Linked DNA regions of Homo sapiens: region 2 is linked to region 1. The links are chromatin loops, found by intact Hi-C in ENCODE. Cell type or tissue: Caco-2. All regions are shown on one strand.

Region 1 (2,500 bases):
GTGCAGAGATGTCCCGGTGTTGGCAGGACATTGTTAGGACTGGGGAATGGGGAACATGGTCATCATTTACAAGAGAACATGGTACAACTAGATTCAGCAGCAGGAGTAGTTTACATGTGTTGAGTGTGTGTGTGTGTGTGTGTGTTTGTGTGTCTGTCTGTCTAGTGAAAAAGAATATAAGTAAGTAATTTCACATGGATCATCCGAATATACTTTAGGCAATAAATAAATTTGTACATGTGAATCAAAAAATAAGAAGAAGAAAGCATGTTTTCCTATAAATGATGTGGGACAAAGACCATGCTCATAAATTTATTATTTCATGTTTTATTATACACTAATGTTTTATGACTGATATGTTAAAATATTCTGAATAATTAAATTACAATGGTCTATTCAAATGTAATTGTTAATGTTTATTAATTGCTTTAATGAATAACAGAATGGAGTACAAACACATCCATATATATACTCTACACTATACCTTGTGTTCCCAGAGGTGGTATTTGGTTTAGGGTTAAAGTGAAGTTACTTTAAATTAAATAATTTTTAGGCATTTATTTAGAAATTTCTAACAGTATTTATAGTTCTCATTTTTTTGCATCAATAGTTTTGTCAATGAAATGAATCAAAATCTAAAATATTTGAAGATATTTATTTGTAGCAAAATATGAGTGACCATGGCCCATGATAAAGCCCTCAGGAAGTCCTGAGTATATGTGCCCAAGGTGGCTGGGGTGCAGCTTGGTTTTTACATTTTAGGAAGGCATAAGACATTAATCAAATATGTTTAAGAAATACATTGGTTTGGTTTAGAAAGGTGGGACAACTTGAAGTGGGGGTGCATCCAGGCTATAGGTAAATTTAAACATATTCTGGTTGACAATTGGTTGAGTTTCTCTAAAGACCTGGGATCAAAGGGAAGGAATGCCTGGGTTAAGATAAAGGATTGTGGAGATCCAAGTCCTTATTTGCAGAGGAAGCCTTCAGGTAGTAGGCTTCAGAGAGAATAGGTTGTGAAACGTTTCTTATCAGACTGAAAGTCTGTGTTGATGCTAATGCCAGAGAGGTATACTAAGGCATATTTGACCCTCATTTCCCATCATGGCCTGAAACAGACTCTCAGGTTAAATTTTAACTTCCTCTGGCTGAGGAGGAAGTCCATTTGGATGGTTGGGTGAGAAGCTTAGAATTTTTATTTTTGGTTTACAGTTTTCAAGTCAATAATAAAATTTAACCATCATTTTAAGCATTAGAGTTAAAGAGAATCACAGACTGTACCTACACTGATAATTAATAAAATGAACAAAATTGTCAGCAACTAACAACTTTGTAATAGTCTAATTGACTAGTCATTAAAGTCAAAAAAAGATCATACTGAGCCTTGCTGAAGCTCCTAACCCACCACTTAGCTCATGAATTATGATTTCTAAAATTATGACTTATACAACATGTACGTATTAATAAAAGTCAATTAATTGGAATGTGGATGGGGAGCAAAAGTGGACAACCAGGGCTGAGTCTTGGTATGAATCTAAACCAACTGTTGAGTGTCTTTCTTTTTTGAAATGAATACATTAGCCCTCGTGTCTAAAATGCCTGGCAAAGGTCACTGAATAGATGTTTTTAAGCAGGTTACTTCCGTTAAGAAAAAGCACTAAATTCCATCCGAGTTTACCTTCTCCTCTCCTGAATCTCAGCCTTCAGGAAAAGTGAATGAAATATTAAAGCTATTCTTCAAGCTTGGACTCTACATGAAAACAATTAAGTCCAATACAACATAAAGCAAGTTTAAAGCACCCACACAAATTCAGAGCAAACACCAAGACCGAGAAAAAATAACAGCCTGATAACCACTTACACATATTGAAAAATAAATGAGAAACTAAAAATGCATTTAGGTATTGCATATAGTCCAAAGAAGAGGAGATTCAAAATACAATAATAGCGGGAGGGTAATGAATATGATATCAAAATTGACTTACAAAGCAAGAGGAAGTGATAAGGAGATAGGTGAGCTGATGATACAAGTTGTTAAAAATGACAGTTGAAAGAATTAATAAAGAAATTAGAAACAGCAAGCAATGCTCATGGTAAAAATAATAAATTTACTAATTTGTGAACTATTGGAGGCAATCTCAATGAATTAATAATAGTAAAAATTGATTAGAACAATTAGACAGGAAATAAGAGAGGAAAACATACCAAAATACTTTATCATAGGGAAGACTAAACTGGTGCTCCAGAAGTAAAGATAAAAAATGGAAATAAAAGGCATTCAAAGAAATAATACAAAAAAAATTAATTTCTGAAAAGAAAAACTGGATAATTTTTTATCTTAGATTAACATTGTTGTAAAGACACAGTATAATTGAAGAAAAATATATAAAATAATTTGTAAGAATACACCATAACTGAGTTTCTGAATTTTAAAAAGTAACTATTTCTTTTTCCAAGTTGAAAAGAAAGCAAAAAGATACAACAGTCAGGCAGGACTCAG
Region 2 (2,500 bases), 99 kb before region 1:
TTATTTTACATGATAAACAATTAGAGAATGGCTTTCACAACCATTGACTTGCATTCAAAGCTTTCTACAAGTTAGTAACAACAGCTAGTATTAGTAATTATCACATGTACTACGACTCAATCTTTTTCTTATCCTTCCACACCTCGTACTCTCTTCTCCCTCTTACTGGCACTGTCAGTTTCCCTTAATGTGAGTGGGGAAATCTTTCAAGAGTAGGATAGGGTGGGACAGAATTTTCATTAGTCTTATCTCAGCTTTTGTCTCTTTAGAAAGTTACCATATAAAGCCCATACAATTTGCATTCAACATAGATATTGGATTTTAACCATGGAATAAAATATCAGTTTCATGTTGCTGTTAATAAGGAGGTAGGCAAAAATTATCTCTTAAGAGATTACATAATGTAATAAAAATGCTTACTTTCTACCTATTTCTTAGAAGGGTGATATCAATTTAAAATATATTACATTCTTATATTCCTCCATAAAGAATATAATGTTATATGATGACAGAATTCTTTTATTATTGTAAACTGAGGGCACGATTCAGATACGAGTGGTAGAAATTATTTGGTCTTTATTATACATGCGTTGTTCATTTTTTCTGTGCTTCTCTCTCAGGCACTTATGATGTTGAGACACAAGCTATCCCAGGAAGCTTTACTGGGTTGCTTGTCTTAAGGCAGAAAACACCTGCTCTAATAGGGTATGTTTATGCTAAGATGTAAACCTCTGGGATCTCAACGCAGAATGATTTAAATGCTTTAGTAAAATCAAGTGAACACTGGGTCTGGCTGCAAATACTAATAGAATCACACATTTATATCGGTAAGGGATTATTTTCTTATAAGTTAGAATACTGATGAAGATCCTTGTCACTTGTGGTAGAATTTTACAATTTCATTTTGCTCATCTTACTGTCAAAACTGATATGTCTTATTTTAAACAAGTCTACAGGGTATCTGTCATATAGAAGACCATAGGACTTTGTTAGAGAATATAATCTTGAAATGCTGAATAATTAGTTTCTATTAAATGAGGAATAATATCTCAAGTGACTTACACATGTTAAGTAATTCATAGTATTAGTAATAACAAAAATAACCATAATTGCAAAATAATATTTCTGAATCACTAACTATATGCCAGAGACATTTTAAGTGGTTTATTTGTATTAACTTTTTTCCACACAACACAATATGAAGTTAGTCATATTACTGTAAAAGTAGGCATAGGTAATTCTATCCACTTTCTAGTCCATTTTTCCATCATCTGCTACCTGAATTCATACAAAATTTCCTCAATGGTCAGCTCTTTCTAGTTTGGCCCTTCCACAATTTAATCCATCGAACATCTTGGAATCTTTTTTTAAAAACTATAATCTTATCCCATATTTTCTTTTCTTAACTCTTTTTAGTAGTCCCTAAATGTGCTTAATAAATATTTCAACTCCTGAGGAGTATCTGGCTCTTATCTTGCCTATCAGCATCATCTGATTCTTACTCAGTATCTTCCTTGCAAACTAAACTTTGAGTCTTGAGAACTGTCCTGAACACTTTACCTGCTTTTCTTTTTGTGTTTTTTTCTCTTCTTCATTCTTTTACCTATTCCTGCATATAGTTCAGCTCTCATCTAAATTATTAATATCAGTGACTCCAGGATACTCTCTATTATCTACACTGGATGCTTCCTTAGCATTGGTTTTTCTCTGGAGATAACAGTTTTTACACAGTTTTTATTACTTGCATATATTCTATCTTTCAAAATAGAATGTAAGGTGTGTTGGGATAGAAACTGTGTCCCATACACGTACCTGTGGTGTGTGCTAATCTCTTTATAAATATTCTTTGAATGAATGGCCAGTACCTTCTTATATGTTGCATAATCAAAGCTTTAATTTACCAACCCTATTTTCAAAGTCTCTTTAGTATCCCTCTTTATTGGTAATAATGATGAAATTCATAAACTTGTGATAGTATCAACATGTACGTCAGTTTCTAATTGGTATCTGCTTTACTCTTCCCACTTCCACCTTTCTTCCAGTGTAAGTCAAACACTTTGAATGAATATAGAACCATTCGTACTGAAACTTCAAAGCAGACAAAACAAACAGTAATAGTTTACCTTCGGTAGGGGTTTGGCAGGTTTGCAGTGGAGTCCTCCAACGAACTCAACATTTGGTAAGAGTGGGTGAGGAAATTGAAAATCCCAGTAGTTTCGAATAAGCCATATGTCAGCTTTTGCCATTGTCTCAGATAACGTAGTGGGTCTTCCTGATGGGGGAAAAAAAAAGAAAAGATAGATGACACAAGATAATTAAACTAGGTAATTTTCTGAAAGAAGTTAGAATAATGTGGGCAAAAATGTAGGCAAAGTGTTTGTGCCTTGAAAAAAAATACATATATTCGTATATAGGCATAATTTAATTTTTATGTATTATATATTTTACCCATGTGTATTTACAAGAAAGGCAAAGTGGTGAGAGAATCATGAGGGAAAAC

Evidence for each region. A loop is a pair of places that touch in the nucleus more often than their neighbours do. Peaks named below come from ENCODE experiments on the same cell type or tissue, not always from the same donor. Only the 100,000 strongest peaks of a DNase experiment are listed, where the experiment ranks them.
Region 2: it touches region 1 in a loop (7-fold over the local background); 1 of 110 quality-filtered maps calls a loop at or near these places.

The regions. Positions count from the first base shown.
Region 1 is chr4:69,590,516-69,593,015 of GRCh38, forward strand. The region is part of intron 6 of UGT2A1 (UDP glucuronosyltransferase family 2 member A1 complex locus); the gene reads right to left. The region is part of intron 5 of UGT2A2 (UDP glucuronosyltransferase family 2 member A2); the gene reads right to left. Among named protein-coding and RNA genes, the nearest start is that of UGT2A2, 48 kb to the right of the region's middle. In Caco-2, no CTCF peak of the experiment used is centred here; a DNase peak (open chromatin) is centred at 1,016.
Region 2 is chr4:69,491,570-69,494,069 of GRCh38, forward strand. UGT2B4 (UDP glucuronosyltransferase family 2 member B4) reads right to left here. Exons shown (of 6, transcript NM_021139.3): 2 at 2,124-2,272. Among named protein-coding and RNA genes, the nearest start is that of UGT2B4, 3.1 kb to the right of the region's middle. In Caco-2, no CTCF peak of the experiment used is centred here; no DNase peak of the experiment used is centred here.